Regions from separate parts of the Homo sapiens genome. Here region 1 is linked to region 2. Evidence: chromatin loops called from intact Hi-C (ENCODE). Cell type or tissue: mammary epithelial cell. All regions are shown on one strand. Links, peaks and the distances in the headings refer to the core of each region. The heading gives the core; the rest is flanking DNA.

Region 1 (8,336 bases), core at 299-8,298, 150 kb after region 2:
GCTTTCAAGTCAGTCCTATTTTTAAATCAGATTAACAAAACCTCCAGTTATAAGACCATAGCTCACGAAATTTTTTGTTACCCATTTAGCAAATTTATTTAAGAACACATATGTTTACAAATTGGAACATTCTTTCTGCCACCATTTGGTTTGTACTAATAAAAGTCCACACTCCCTGAATCTCATTCTTTTATAACACATTTGGAAAAGTAACACTAAGATAACATAAATCAATGGGGGTCGAGGAGGTGGGTTTAGGAGCGTCTGAACACAAGCCAAGGTAAAGGTCATGTGCTCAAAGCATAAAGCAGGAAGTTTATGCCTAATTGCCTTTTTTATATGCTCTCCTTCCCCAAAAAGGAATACAATATGCCCACACAGATTCTTCATCACACTCTGTCTAGGGAGGCAGGTGGGCCCAGTGAAGCCCAGAACATCCCCACCTCTCTGCACTGAGCTCACCTGGCCCCTCTGATGGCTTCCTGTATATCCTATCACTGCAGAAGAATGGGAGCATAATTCAAGAGCATCCCAACTAACCTCTGCACCTTTTAAAATGAACAAGGTTGGAAGGTTGGGGAAGGAAGTGGGCCAAAGATGGTGCTATCTTTGGAGAAGAAAAAGCAGATTCCTGGCCAGGCGTGGTGGCTCACGCCTGTAGTCCTAGCACTTTGGGAGGCCAAGGCGGGCCGATCATCTGAGGTCAGGAGTTCAAGACCAGCCTGGCCAACATGGTGAAAAATACAAAAATTAGCTGGGTGTGGTGGCACTTGTCTGTCATCCCAGCTACATGGGAGGCTGAGGCAGGAGAATCGCTTGAACCCAGGAGGTGGAAGTTGAAGTGAGCTGAAATCACGCCATTACATTCCAGCCTGGGTGACAAGAGCGAAACTCCATCTCAAAAAAAAAAAAAAAAGCCGATTCCTTCACTCGGCAGAATTGTCCTCTGCCTGGGCAGATCTCAGGTGAGTCTTCATCCCAAGGTTCCTTCTTCTCTGTACTTACCCATATTGGTAAGTCCTGTCCATGTTTCCATTTTACCCAATGTTTGGGATGACTTACTATTGTCCCTCGAGTATAAAGTACCACGGTGTGCATCCTGCACAGAGCCAAAGCTCCATGATATCACCATGTCTACCTTTGAGGGTGAGCTGTCCAATAGGGTAGCCTCTAGCCATGTGTGATGATTTAAATTTAAATTAAGTTTAAGTAAAATTAAACATTCAGTTCCTTAGTTGTGCTAGCCACATTTCAGGTACTCAGTAGCCAAAAGTGGTTGATGGTTACTGAATTGAACGGTGCTGGGAAGAACATTTTTTGTCACAGGAAGTTCTGTTGGATAGCACTGGGCTAAAGAGTTCAGCACCTGCCCACGCCTGCCTCTGCAATAACAGGTGACACTCTCTCATAGCTGGGCAGCTCTTCCCAGCTGTCACCAGGCACCACAGGCCATCTCAACTGACACCTAGATAACTCAGTTTCACCTGGGCAGCATATTTATTTTTATTTACACAGTACAATTGACAGTTTTTGGTGTATGGGTCCACAAGTTATATGCATATATATGTATGTATCCACTGCTATAATCAGTATACAGAACAGTCCCATCAACCCAAAAAATTCCCTTGTACTGCCCCTTGGTAGTCAAGCCCTCCCTCCATCCCTCCAAAACCCTGGCAATCACTAATCTGGCAGCTTTTTTAAAAACTCAGATTCCTGGCCTTCCCCTGGAAATCCCACTTAAGCAGGTCTGGGGTGAGGCCCGGAATCTCCCCCCACTCCAAGAATGCTCCTCAGGTGATTCTGGTGTTCAGCCAGGTTTGGGAATCTTTGGGGTAATTGCCTAATCTGAGTTTAATTTAATTATCTCCAAAGTGCTGTCTAGTCTCGCCTCTTTCCACCCCCCATTAGTTGCTTTGTTGCACATGGCAGCCGTCCATCTGAGACAGGGTGCTTGGAAGGCAGGGCAAGCCCGACTGCTGGGGGCATGGGCAGGGTAAGAACTCTGCAGCTCCGGTTTCTGGCAGAGAGAGGCCTCTCCGAGTCACAAGGATTCTCATCTTAATCCCTTCCTGGCTCTTTGTGCCATGGAATCCTCATCTGGAAAAAAGGGAACCACATCAGAAATAATTGTCTACCTCCGAGGCTTGCTGGGAAGTGATGACTTAGGTAACATGTTCAAAGGCTGGGCAGTCAGGACGAAAGGTACACTGTCCCGGATATGTCATCGCCTCACCAGATTTCCTCTGGATGGAACTCTCCTCACCCTCTTTACCTGATGGATGTGAGAGATCGGGACTCAAATTACAATAAAATTGCAGACTTTTTGAAAATAAACAAAAACTCAAAATATTTTTTCCTCCTAAATTCATGATCCCAAGGGTGAGGTACCAAATTCCATTTTTAAAGAGGAATTCAGAAGAGTCAGCATCTTCTCAGAAAACCTCCTCTGCTCAGAAAGTAAACAATTACGAAGGGGGCCAAAACTTGAGTTTAGCCATTCTCCTCTGGCTTGCTCCTGCTCTGCTGAGGATTCCTGGAAAACACTTTGAAAAGTTTAAGATGATCAAAGAAAAGGCATGGCCAACACAAGAAATGCTATCATTTAATATCACATGTTTATTTAGCCCCTCCAAGCCAAAGAGGGAAGATTGTTTGAAAGGGAGAGAATGCCTGCTTAATCAACTAAAAATGCATTCATTACTATGCTATTCACTGCGGCTTTCCTGAAATCAGACACTTTTGCCCCTAGACCATAAGATTGAAGCGATTTGAAATGAAAATATTTCCTGTCCACTGCTTGCCAGTTTCTAGCCCCAGAGTGATATAACAGATGACATCCAGTACAATAAATGCTTTTATTAACCATAAATTTGAGACTGCTTTAGGGATTTGAAGTGTTGGGTTTCATGCTGAAAAAATGTAATGTTATCCACAGACCATCAGTGAGTAACAAAAACAGAGGCACAGGTTATGCTACTTTGATCAAATTATGGCAAAAAATTGTCTTTTGCATTTAAAATAGTAGTTGCATTCAGGGCATATCTTCAAGGAGCACCACAATAATTTAATCATATGTCTTGGAGAGTTTCATGGAAATTCATCCTGAGTGCAAATTTATAGAACCAGCAGCTTCTGTTAAACAGATAGGAAGCTCAAAAGTGTTATGAGGCTAAGAGGGCTGAGAAATCAAAATACTAAGATGGGACCCCTAAATCAGGGTTTCTCAGTCTCAGCGCTATTTACATTTTAGGCCAGGTAATTTTTTGTCATGGAGGACTGACTTGTGCATTTCAAGATGTTTAGCAACATCCCTGAGCCCTTCCCATTGACTGCCAGGAGCAGCCTACCCCAGCTGTGACAACCAAAAATGTCTCCAGAAATTCCCCAAATCAAGGTTAAGGCTGCAAGTAAGCTGTGATCACACCACTGCACTCAAGCCTGGTTGATAGAGACCCTGTCTCAAAACAAACAAACAAACAAAAAAGAAATCCCCCAAATTCCCCCAATCAAAAACCACTGCTCTAAATCAAAGTCTAGGCTTGTTTAGCAAATGCTGCCTATGTTTGCTTCATCCGAAGGAAATGTCAGAGCCTGGGGAGCTGCGCAGACTCAGTACTGTGCCCCCAGTGCCTCCTTCTACACAAAAATGGTTAACCCTGAGTGATTTCTGAAATCAAAAGCACCTTGCACTCCCTCTTCCACAAAACTAAAGGTAGCATAGCCATAGAAACAAGAACTCTCTCGGCTGTGACCAGAGCAAACGAGACCAAGCAAAGGCAAGCTGCCCCCCGCCCCCGACCAAAGCATACCCTCACCCGACCTTTGTGTCCAGCATGCATTCCAGCCCAGGAGCTCCGGCCCGCTGGGCAGAGGCTGCACACCATTCCTGCCAGCATCTAAATCGCTGCTTTCTGGCCTTTCACTGTCAGGCCACAGAGGGGACTGTGGACTTGGTGCCAGAAAAGAAAATGAAAAGCAAAGTTGAATCTCTGCGGACCATTCTCTGGATGCTGAATGTCCCACTATTACATCTCGGCATGACATTTCATGGCCAGCAGGGGAGGAGGCCCAGTCCTGAAAGCTGAACAAACGCCCGGCACACAGGCCTGCCTGCGCCCTCGTAGTCTCTCTGGACTTATGAATAAAAGATGGAGGTTTTGTCTCTGTTGTTTCCCTGGTACCCTGTAAGAATAACAACTTGTTGCTTTTTGACATTTTAACTTACTTTGAAAAATGACCAATATTAACTTTACATGTCTTGGCCCTTAAATCTGGAGTGGGGTAAAATGAAAGAAACAAAAGCCATGTAATTAGGTAGAAGATAATAATTCAAGTTAAACTAATGAAACTGTCTGTAACGGACTCTAATAAAATAATGTAGGTAACATGCAATCACAGAACTAAAAGGCTAGAAACTGACTTGGAGGATACGTTTTTAGTAAAGTAGCCTTTACTGGAAATAAAGTTCAATGTTTTCTTAGCACAAAGGAAAGAAATGGCTGAATTTTGGTGTGAGGAAGCAGTCAACCGTAAACCTGCCCCGGCCAAACACAGGTCTTTAATAGGAACTCATTCCCCGTCTCTGAGGGCGACATCTATAACTGCAACAAGCCCATGTGAATAGCAAAAGCCTTGAGCATTCTTGAGAAATAGCACTCCTCATTTTGAGACAGTGTGGTTGATTTCAAATAATCTTTAAGGAAAAAGTTTATTACAGGATAGCACAAATGACATCCTGCATTTCCTTAGACTCTCAATAAAGTAAAAGGGAAGGCTTAATGTGAAACACTGCATTTTTAAAAAGACAACACAAGACTAAACTGGGTACTACTATTAGCACAGATCTCTAAATACAACAATTTCACACAGAAAAAACAAATTTTTCTTATTGCTAAAACTGCATCTACATTTGTTACCAGTTGATATGTAAAATCCAACAAAGTCACAATATCACCTTTAGAGGGGTCTTGTCAAAATATTTGAACCTATTCATGAGGAAACAATCAAAAATCCAAATTGTGTACACAAGTGGCCTTGACTCTTCAGAATGTGTAGGCTATAAAGGACCGAAAAATAGGTAGAGGAACTGTTCTGTATTAAAGGAGGCTAAAGAGACAGGACATCAAAAAGCAATGAGTGACCCTTCTCTGCCCCCTAGAATGTGATGCAGAAAGAAATTATGAATGACATTAAAAGGACAAGTGAGGTAAGTGTAGCAAAACGTTATGAATTGGTAACTTTAGACAAAGGGGAAATGGGTGTTCATTTTACTGTTATTTCAATTCTTCTACAGATTCGAAAATTTTCAGAATACAAAGGATGGGAGAAAGAGCACAATAATGGGGAATCCCCATGTGGGGCTGTAAGGGACTCTAATATACAGGTGACTGTATTTTATACATTATATACATACATTTTACACACTATATACATTTATATTTACATTTTATATATTATATATACCTGTATTTTGTACAGGTGACTAGCTGCCTGCTTGAGGGGTTGGGGGGTTGGGATGGCAACAACTTCATCTTCCTGTATCGTTTCAGAAAACGTATGCTCTAGGCAGGGCATGGTGGCTCATGTCTGTAATCCCAGCACTTTGCGAGGCCAAGGCAGGAGGACTGCTTGAGGCCAGGAGTTCGAGACTAGCCTGAGTAACACAGTGAAACTCTGTCTTAACAAAAAAAAAGTAAAAAAATAGCCAAGCTTGGCGGCACACGCCTGTGGTCCCAGCTACTCAGGAGACTGGGCCAGGAGGATTGCTGGAGCCCAGGAGTTCAAGGCTGCAACGAGCTATAATTGCATGACTGCACTTCGGCCTGAGTGACAGAGTGAGACCTTGTCTCAAAAAAAAAAATTATATATATATATATATATATATACACACACACACACACACATACATACACGTCATAAATCCATTTAAAATCTCCTATATGCCTTTCCCTAAAACTCTTCTCCAGCAATTTACCATTCTCACTCTCCTTTTTAGAACTCTTTAAAAGTTCGCTGGCCTGCTGCCCCCATTATCTACCCCCATCCTTTTTTAATGAGATAAAAGCAATGATTACACTAGTCTTGATCAACTCGAAAACTCTGTACTTTTAAAAATGTGTGACCCTTTAAGTAAAATAAGAAAGCTCAGTAGATGGGAAATGTGCTCAAGTGAAAAGATGTGGGAGGTAGAATTTGTCTCTCAATGACTTCAAAACCCAAGGAGGAGAACAATGAGAGGCGGCCTGTCCATAGCAGCACTATAGGGGCAGGTGACAGTCACCTTGGGCATGCCAGCACTGGGAACTCATAGCTCCAGAGGCCCTGAAGCAGTCTTCCGCCAGCACAACCAGATGTTACATTTTTTCTGCTTAATTTTGGTAAAACTCCATGACGTCCTTCTCAAATTAAAAAGGCAATGCCATTTTTTTTTGTAAGCCACAGGAGCTATCTTTAGTGAAGCCTTCTAAGGATTTCATTAATTCATAGCCAGCCAACCAGGACTTTTCCCACAGTCTCCCACAAAAAAGCCCGGGAAGTCACTGATTGCTTGGCTGGATCTGAATATGAGCAGAGGTAAGATCAGAAATATCTAGTTCCTCCCACGGGGAGGCAAGGCATGAAAATCAAAGCCGGGCAAAAACTCATTTCCACAGCTGGCCGGCAAATCCGCAGCCCCGGAAAGAAGGCAAAGAGCACCTCTGATTATGGACAGACCTTCAAGTGGCTTCAGAAAATGAAATGCATTCACCACCAGAGGGGAACGAAGCAAACAAAAACGAGACCTGCACCTCTGTTAAGAAGACAAAGTTTCATACAAACTGAGGGCTGCTGCCAGGGAGTGAGATTTGTTCCGTTCACATCGTTTCAGAAAGTCCAAAACCGGGATGCTTAGTTAGTGCTTAGCAGTAACTTTTCACATTTTTCTCATCCACAGCACAGGGTAAAGTAGACAGTCCAAGCAACCCCCTCAAGCAACAGACACTCGGCCAGGTGTGGCTCCCACACAACACCAGCCCACACTCTCCCTGTCATGAGTGGGAACCTGGCTTGAAGCCCAGCCTCTAACCAGTATGTGGCCCCTGGCAGGAGTGCCAATAACTGTGGTGTGAATGAATAAATTAAGCATATTTTTTATGCTACTCTCAGCACTAACTGCCACATGATTAGCCAATGTTAAGAAAGCAATTTCAGAGGAAATTTTTTTTTTTTGAGACGGAGTCTCGCTGTGTTGCCCAGGCTGGAGTACAATGGCACGATCTTGGCTCACTGCAACCTCCGCCTCCTGGGTTCAAGTGATTCTCCAGCCTCAGTCTCCTGAGTAGCTAGGATTACAGGTGCACATCACCATACCCAGCTAATTTATGTATTTTTAGTAGAGACAGGGTTTCACCATGTTGGCCAGGCTGGTCTTGAACTCCTGACCTCAGGTGATCCGCCTGCCTTGGCCTCCCAAAATGCTGGGATTACAGGTATGAGCCACCACTCCTTGCCCAGAGGAACTTTTTATTACAGTTGCTTGACTGACATGTCACCTCCTCAGAGAGGCCATTGGAGAGTGTCTACTTGCAAACACCCATTGCTCTTATTGCCTCATTTTAATTTCCTGTAGAGTGCTTAGTCATTTAAGAAACATGTATGGAGAACCTACTATGTGCCAGGCACTGTTCTCGTGATGCAGAAGGGAACAAAACAGGTAAAGACCCCACCCACATGGAGCTGACACTGCAACGGGGAAGAAGGATGGACAAAGAAAATACTATGTATGTCCCAAGGTGAAAAGTTCGGCAGAGAAAAAGTGAAGAAAAGAGGACAGTGAGCAGCAAGTTGCTATTGGAAAGAGCATGGTCAGGTCTGATACTTCATTATCCTATTTGTCTCCCCTACTAAAACCTAAGCTCTGGCCAGGCATGGTGGCTCATGTCTGTAAACCCAAGTGGGCAGATCGCTTGAGGCCAGGAATTCAAGACCAGCCTGGGCAACATAATAAAACCCCATCTCTACAAAAAATGTAAAAAATTAGCCAGACTTGGTGGCACGTGCCTGTAGTCCCAGCTACTCGGGAGGCTGAGGTAGGAGAATTGCCTAAGCCTAGGAGTTCAAGACTGCAATAAGCTATGATCACGCCACTGCTGCACTCCAGCCTGGGTGACAGAGACCCTGTCTCTGGAAATAAAATAAAATCTAAGCTCTAGAAATCAGACCTAACACACAGAACACACCAATATTCACTCAATGAATGAATGGCCACTGAGTGTCCCTCTTATCAAACCGTTCACCTGTTGGAGAAATCTTCCAAGCCTCACCACTTCTGACAGAACATACACAGGCAAACT
Region 2 (8,336 bases), core at 102-8,101:
GCCCAGGAAGTTCTATTTCTATCCCCATATTAGATGAGGAAGCTCCTTAAAAAGAAATTAAAGGCCGGGCGCAGTGGCTCACGCTTATAATCCCAGCTCTTTGGGAGGCAGAGGCGGGCGGATCACGAGGTCAAGAGATTGAGACCATCTTGGCCAACATGGTGAAACCCTGTCTCTACTAAAACACAAAAATTACCTGGGTGTGGCGGCGCACTCCTGTAGTCCCAGCTACTCGGGAGGCTAAGGCAGGAGAATCGCTTGAACCCGGGAGGTGGAGGTTTCAGGGAGCTGAGATCGCACCGCTGCTCTCCAGCCTGGCAACGAAGCGAGACGCCGTCTCAAAAAAAAAAAAAAAAAAAAAAAAAAGTTAAATAACTTGCCAATATCACCAAGCTCATGAGTGACTGAGCTAGGACCTGACTCCAGGCAGGCTGGCACCCAAGGCTGTGAGCTTAGCACTACAGGGTATGAGTCCATGTGGTGGGCTGAATAATGGCCCCCAAAAGATGTCCCCATCCTAATTCCCAAAACCTAAGACTTTTTTACCTTACATGGCAGAAGGCATTTTGCAGATCTGATTATGTTAAGGATCTTGAGATGGGGTGTATCGTGGATTCTCCAGGTGGGCCCAATGTGGTCAAAAGGGACCCTCTGACAGGGAAGCAAGAAGGTCCGAGCAGTAGTAGGAGATGTGATCATGGAAGCAGAGGTCAGAGTCATGCCAGGAAGGGGCCAGGAGCCAAGGAATGCAGGCTGCCTCTAGAAGCTGGAAAAGCCAGGAAACCGATCCTTCCCTATGGCCTCCAGAAGGAGCCAAGCCTGCTGGCATCTGGACTCCAGCCCAGTGAGACTGCATGGAGACTTCTGATCTCCAGAACTGTAAAATGATCAATGTGTGTTGTTTGAAATTGCCAGATTTGTGGTAATTTGTTACAGCAGCCACTGGAAACTACCACAGTCAATGACCCTGACCCCAGTCCTTGCCCTCAAGGAGCTCATTCATCCAGAGGGAGGCAGAGAAGCTACCACCTGCTCCTAAAGACTGGATGGAATATGGGCCCCAGCCGTGCCCAGTGAGGTGCTGTGCGAACCTGAGGGAAGGTGTTCGGTCCACACACACAGGACCCTGACCTTCCCAGCAGAATGTCCTCGTCAGCCACAACTGGTTACAAAACCCAGGGAGATAATGACAGTCTGGAGCCACTTATTTGCAGATGTTTCAGTGGATTCATTTTCTAATAGATCCGCCCTGATAACGTGTCCACATTTGCAAGAGATAAAAAGCTGGCAAGGGAGACAGCAACACCCTCGGGGCTTCCTTCCTGGAATCCTTCAGTGGCTCGTCTGCATTTACCAGCCAGGTTTTCCTTCTGTTCTCTTCAGTTCCTCACCGCACCTTCAGACAGCTGATGCCCGACATTTCCTTTCTGTCTGGCCAAGGCCAGGCACATAAGCAGATTATTCTCATGTAAGAGAGGCAGCAGCATCTTCAATCTACAGATCCCCTTTCAAGTAAACTGGCCCCAGCATGCACTGATCTTAAACAACATGTCACAGAGTCTTACCCCAGCTTGTCCAAGCAAACTGAGATTTCATTACATGCCTAGACAATAATAGTTTATGCAGCCGGCGCAGTGGCTCATGCCTGTAATCCAGCACTTTGGAAGGCTGAGGCGGGAGGATTGCTTGAGGCAAGGAGTTCAAGACCAGCCTAGGCAACATAGTGAGACCCTGTCTCCGTTCTAAAAATTAGCCAGGCATGGTGCTATACACCTGTAGTCCCAGCTACTCAGGAGGCTGAGACAGGTGGATCACTTGAGCCCAGGAGTTTGAGGCTGCAGTGAGCTGAGATTGTGCCACTGCAGTCCAGCCTGAGTGACAGAGCAAGACTCCATTTTAAAAATAAATAAATATATATATATATATATAGCTCTGTAATCCCTGAAATAAATGGAGGTACAAAAAAGGAAAGTCTTCCTCTTTATAGATGCTTTCTTAGAATCTGCAAGGGATCTCAGCCCTTGCTAAAATGTAGACTATAAGGCCAAAATTATAAGCTACAATGATTCTACTAGGCACCTCCTAGGTGAACAACAGCTTCAGAATTTGAGAGATTTGAGAGATGGGAATGGGAACGTCCAGGAATAGCTAAAAGAAATGACAGCATTTATTGAGTACTTAATCTTATCATAATACTTACCATAATACTACATCCTAGGTACTAACATTTATCCCCTTTTACAGATGAGGAAATTGAGGCACAGAGCATAAAGTAGCTTGCCCACGAACCACAGTTAGTAAGTAGTGGAGCAGAATGAGAGCCCAGGGAGGCAAACTCAACAGTAGAAATGTCTGTGGCAACCCATCTCAGTGCCACCTGTCCCCACTGCCACACAGTCAAATCAAACAAGGGAGAAAGGAGTGTTGCCAATGAGAACTGGATTTTTTTGTGCAACGGGGCAATCTCAACATGAATCACAGACTCACTGGAAGTCCTCTAAACAAGCCTAGCATTTCAGTTGCTGTGACAGCCTGCCCATCCTGCTCCCTATCGGGAGGGGTTCCTGCCATCTCTGTCTATAGACCTCACTCATCCATGTCTGGCGCTGAGGGTCAGGACCTGGAGCTGTAAACTGGGTCCTTGAAGGAGTGACGGCATCACTTCCATAAAGCTCCGTTCTCTAATATGTAAAAAGCAGAGAATAATGTTTGCTGGGCACCCGGCAGAGGGCCTCCCTTCTGTACCATAACTCAGCATAGAAAGGGAAGGTTACATGCCCTGGAACAAAAATACCCCTCAGATTTGCCAAACGCTTTCTAGTGTTCAAAGTTTTTTACGTATGCGATCTCCTCTGGGATAAATCAATATTATTTCTTGTTAGGATATGATGAGCACCTATTAGAAGTGACAAACGCATATGACAACATACAGCCTTCAAGCCTATAATTAACTTACCTGTAACACTGCACCCACATAAAGCCTGATGGCCCCATAACTGTAAATAAAGCTATCCCTAGCACCTGGCACACAGTTGGTGGCTTAATCAATGTTGAATGAATATTGGATAACCAGGAACCACTTTTAATAGGATCTGCCATGTTCCCTGTTCCCTGGAGCCACATAAAGCAAGTGTATATATAGAAACCATCCCAGTCATGCATTAAAGTAACGTGAGAGCAAATCACTGAGAAGCCAAGTTCTGCCACACCTGCCAGGGGAGCTCCCAGCTGTCGATGCCAATGACCAGCGTGAGGTATCTGGAGAACCACTACACCGACAAGATAGATTTCAGTTGTTTTCAAACAAGCCATCAAAGTGGCTAATGGCTTCCCTCAAAGAAACCCCACACCTTCAGCCAACAGACAAGGAACTCATTAGGCGGAGCTCCCCGCTCCGATCTCCACTGTCCACAAGCTTCTTCCAAGCCGTTAGGAAAACAGCTCCCCAGAGCCCACATGCTGACAGGCAGCATCCGGGGTGATCAGATTTCTATCAGTAAAGACACATGGCATTTCTCTCTGGCTCCAGTTCAGAATCTCACCCCACCCACCCCCAACAGGCAGATCGTAGCTTTTCATAGGTCCTAAATAATCCGGCCTTTAAGAAAATGCTCGTGTATCAGTGACACACACAACATCACCAACACAGTCACTCGTTCAATGTGCTGCCTGCTCTCGACACCCCCCCAAACACGGTCACACTTTCTCATGCCCGCCTGGAAATCCATCTCCATCAGAACCAATGAACCAGCATCTCCCTTGGGCCCTAAGCGCCACAGGAGTCTCCCTCCTGACATTCAGAGAACAACCCTCCCTGGCTGAGTTTTCCCAAAGCTGGATGGCACAACCCTGCTTAGGGATCTTTAAGCCCAAAACTCCTGACCCAACATCCAAGTGATATTCCACTGACACACGGTGAGAATTTGGGCTGCTGGTTCTGCCCGTGGAGGGGCCACAGGGGGCGCTCCTGGGGCGATGGTCACACTGTGCTCCTCACTCTGGGTGCTGACTATTAAGGTGTGCTCAGCATGTGAAACCCAGCAAGGTGTACAGTTACTTGTGCACTTTTGTTTTTATGTTATTCATCCATAAAGAATTAATAAATAAGGTGCTGACTCACATGAATTCTCAGTTTGTTCTGGAATCTTAGGAGTCGAAGGTGGGGGGGTCAATAACACCATACTTCAGCCACATAAATCAGACTTTCTCAATAGCCTGAAAAACCAGTTGTTCCTGCCATTGATTGCGCTGGTTCCAGAAACACCTCCAACAGCCCTGAAGGAAAGACAGCCATGAAACAGTCACCACTGCACGTGCCTTCTGCTGAGGCTGAGCTGGAATTGATTTTGTTTATTCCAAAATCAGGCTTGGAAAGTGAGAATTTGGTCTTCCAGGTGAAAACAGGCAGGCATCTTGGTTTTCTGCAGAACCTCCTATTTTTAAAATTGGGTTGCTCACAGGGGATGGATGCTTTGACCCGAACACACAATGTTTTTCAAAAACAGAGGCCATGCCTGCAGTGTTGCGCCCGCCCCTCCACATTTACCACCACACTCAGCCTCTTCCTAGCCGACCAGGGACGGGTGAGTTCCGGGAACTCTGCTGCTCATGAGTCACCCTCCAGGGGCCTGACAACTGCTCCTGGATCCTGATCAGTTTTCTTCAAGAGACTGGCTTTGGTGTTTAGGGCTCACGCTGCAATAGCTTGCAAAAATAAAACTTCTCTCCTTATTACGAGCAGAGTGAGCAAGCACATGAGAACACAAGAATCAAACCCTGCCCCTCTCCTCCTGCATAACAGGAAACATTCATTTCTGAGCCCCTAGGTCAGGCTATCATTTGGCAGCTCAACTATTTTAGCAAAGGCAAGTTTCTCATCACCTTTTCCCGGCAGGGCTGCTTAGCTGGGCACCTTGGGTTTGTGCCATGGTCCAGGGGCAGTCTGGACTTTCCTGGCCAGAGGACAAAGCTGGATTGGCCTAACACCACGAGAATTTTTCTAGCCTGCTTTGTGCTCTGCTGAGATCTCCAAAATATATTAACCGTGTAGATCCTTGGGCAGAAAATTCTCTGTTGAGCCACGCTACATGTACTTTCCTAGAACAGATCAAACTTCAGCAAAATTAAATCTGTGAGCTTTTCAGTATGATTAATCCCTAGGAGGTGGCCCTGCCAAGAATAGCCTTGTCTGGAAACGTGTGAGCCTTTTTGGCTCAACCGAGAATGAAGACCACGCTCACGCTTCCTGGGGCTCCTGTGGTCACTCTGCTAGCTCCACAGAGCAGTTTGGATGACCCCTTTACCTGCAATAAAACTCCACGTAACAGCCCGCTTGCCAAACAGAAACACACTGTCTGGATGGAATTGGAAGAAATAGATCTGCAGTGGGAGCTCCAGAGAGCTGGATTCCACGGACAAGCCTTTTTTTTTTTTGAGACAGAGACTCACTCTGTTACCCAGGCTGGAGCGCAGTAGCGTGATCTTGGCTCACAGCAACTTCTGTCTCCCAGGTTCAAGCAATTCTCCTGCCTCAGCCTCCCAAGTAGCTGGGATTATAGGCAATTACACCCAGCTAATTTTTGTTATGTTTAGTAGAGACGGGGTTTCTCCATGTTGGCCAGGCCGGTCTTGAACTCCTGGCCTCATCTGATCCACCCACCTCAGCCTCCCAAAGTGCTGGGATTACAGGCATGAGTCACTGTACCAGGCCCTGTCATTTTTCTCTGGACCTCTGTTTCCGCATCTGTAAACCCTAGGGGCACAAGCACAGCATCTCTCAAGTCCCTTGCAAGCTGGTGGATTTTCAATTCCAGCTCAAAAATATATTTAAAAGAATTTTTTTCAATGAATTGCCAACATTTCAAAGTCCAGATGGCTCTCATGAGAATTGGGAAGTTTTACATTAAGATTCCAATTTCTACATGATCTTGGGAAATTGGCAGATCTGGCCCCATGGGCTAGCATTCTCAACAGGAGGCAGGAACCAGGATGGGCCATGAGTTCCTGGGAAACAGAATGCATGGCCCAAGCCATTGCTCTCATTTTCATGATGGGCTGGCCCTGTGAGCCTCAAGTTTGAGGCTCCCATTCTGAGGTCCGGCTCCTCCCCACCCCTGCCCTTTAACATATTGCTTAAACTTTTTCACTTTTCATTTCAGCTGAACGCTCAAGAATGAACTATGAAATCAAAATTTTTTATTTAAAAAAAATAGTACCAAAAAATCTGTTAAGTGGAGATCCACCAACTTGGGGCCTATCCCCCAGCCTGCCTGCAATTCTGACACTGCTCATGCAAGGAACCTAGAGCTACTTCTAAAGTTCCCCGGACCCTCTGACCTCTATGGGCTGTCTCGCACAACCCGCCACCCCTTATCCCAGTCCCTCAGCCCCTCAGCCAAGAATCCATGTTTGGGACCCATGACAGTGAGGCTAGAGGCGGGTGGATCTCTGAGCGGGGTGGTAGCTACATCTGCATTTTATCAGCCTGCTGGACAGGCCAGGATGTGAAGGGTGGCTGCAGGCCTGCCAAGTTGCTGGAGGAGATTAAACAAAAAGTGAGCCACACTGCTGCGGGAAACAAATGAGAGTGCGTGGAGAAGACTCCCAGCACACCCAGTGTGTGTCTGTGTGATGGAATGCCAGGGTAAGAAGATGGGACCTTGTTCCACATCTCTTTAAAGGAACCACACAAGCCAAGAGACACAGGATGGAATCTCAGTTCTCAAACCAGCCCATCTCATTGGAGGTGGTAATAATAATCATGTTATGATTAATTAATAATAATAATAGTGAGCAGCAACACAGCATGACAGCTAACATTTAGTAAGCTCTTACTCTGTGCAAAGCATGGGTATTCTCGTCATACCCATTTTAAAGATGATGAAACAGAGGCACAGCAAGGCCATGAACTCAAACAAAGTCACACCGCAGCAAGTGGTGGAGCAGGAACTGGACCACAGGCAGCTGCCTTCTGAGCCCGGGCTTCTGACCTCAGGGCTTTCTCCTGTCTCTTTTTAACATGCAGGCGCCACAGCACACATACCTTAGATATTCAGAATTCAGGGACACACCTTGTCTTCTATACCCTCTTCCATTATTAAAAACCACAGTGGGCCGGGCGTGGTGGCTCACGCCTGTAATCCCAGCACTTTGGGAGGCCAAGGCGGGCAGATCACGAGGTCAGGAGATAGAGACCATCCTGGCTAACATGGTGAAACCCCATCTCTACTAAAAATACAAAAAAAATTAGCCGGGCGTGGTGGCGGGTGCCTGTAGTCCCAGCTACTTGGGAGGCTGAGGCAGGAGAATGGCGTGAACCCAGGAGGCAGAGCTTGCAGTGAGCCGAGATCGCACCACTGCACTCCAGCCTGGGTGACAGAACGAGACTCCATCTCAAAAAAAAAAAAAAAAAAACCCACAGTGGAATTTATTTACATGTGCACTCCTCTATATGTGACAACTATGTACATTGACATCTACATATACAGGTTATTTTACAGGGTTGTACATACAAAACTATGCATGGTTTGGAGGATTTATGCATTTTGAAGATTAATTTTGACTATCTATAACCTGTACCTGACATGCCAACTTTAGGTGTGTAAAACTCCACTGTTCACAGTCAAAGTGTCTGCCTCCTCAGAGCCCTGACTCCCAAGGAGCCCACCATGGAGAACCAAGGACCCCAGTGTTCATGGAAAGGCCTGAATCATGGGGAGACTAATCTTGAAAAATAGACTTGGGCTGTTTTACAAAATACACTTTACCCCAAGGAAGAGACATTTGGACCCTTGTTCATCGTCTGCTCACTCCTAATTTACACACACTCCACTAAGCTTAGAAAGAAAGATTAAAAGCAGCAAAATTTGAAGAAAGAAATGAGCCAAACACAAAAGGGTGTTAACAGGTGGCACAGGAATCTCCAGGAGGGAGACCAAAAGGAAATTGCAAAGCAGACCCAAAGTAGACTTTAGTATGAGGGGAAATGCTCCCGCCCGCTTCCATAGTTAGTGGGAGCACCCCTGCGTGTAGGAGCTATGATGAACATGCAACCGGCGAGGGAAAATCGGAGGGAAGGTGAAACTGGGACCGGAATGCAGCCTAATGAAGAAACAGAAGCACAGTTGATGAAAACAAAGACGTTTTTGGCACAAGGAGGCAAAGTTAAACCGCCTGGAACTTACAGGAACATGATGGTGCTAAGCACATGATCTAAAACAACGATTTCACCTTTTTTCTGCCCTAGCGGTGAACTCCCTAAAGATTTCCCACGGGGCACACTGATGACAGCAATCCAAGTTGGATAGAGTTGCTCTCAATCCCCACTGCCCACATTC

What was found. Hi-C counts contacts between places; a loop is a spot of excess contacts. Peaks named below come from ENCODE experiments on the same cell type or tissue, not always from the same donor. Only the 100,000 strongest peaks of a DNase experiment are listed, where the experiment ranks them.
Region 1: a loop joins it to region 2, with 3.0 times the contacts of the local background. A loop is called at or near these places in 20 of 110 quality-filtered maps.

Annotation. Positions count from the first base shown.
Region 1 is chr3:57,148,397-57,156,732 of GRCh38, forward strand. All of the region lies in intron 1 of IL17RD (interleukin 17 receptor D), which reads right to left. LOC105377101 (a long non-coding RNA gene) reads right to left here and starts at 5,659. Exons shown (of 2, transcript XR_940865.3): 1 at 3,824-5,659; 2 at 71-2,100. In mammary epithelial cell, for the core only: a CTCF peak has its summit at 4,062; no DNase peak of the experiment used is centred there; H3K4me3 peaks cover 258 bases; H3K27ac peaks cover 781 bases.
Region 2 is chr3:57,003,062-57,011,397 of GRCh38, forward strand. It overlaps a transcript of ARHGEF3 not described here. Among named protein-coding and RNA genes, the nearest start is that of SPATA12, 53 kb to the right of the region's middle. RefSeq lists enhancers at 3,433-3,964, 4,520-4,814. In mammary epithelial cell, for the core only: a CTCF peak has its summit at 3,942; DNase peaks (open chromatin) are centred at 4,180 and 4,600; H3K27ac peaks cover 1,604 bases.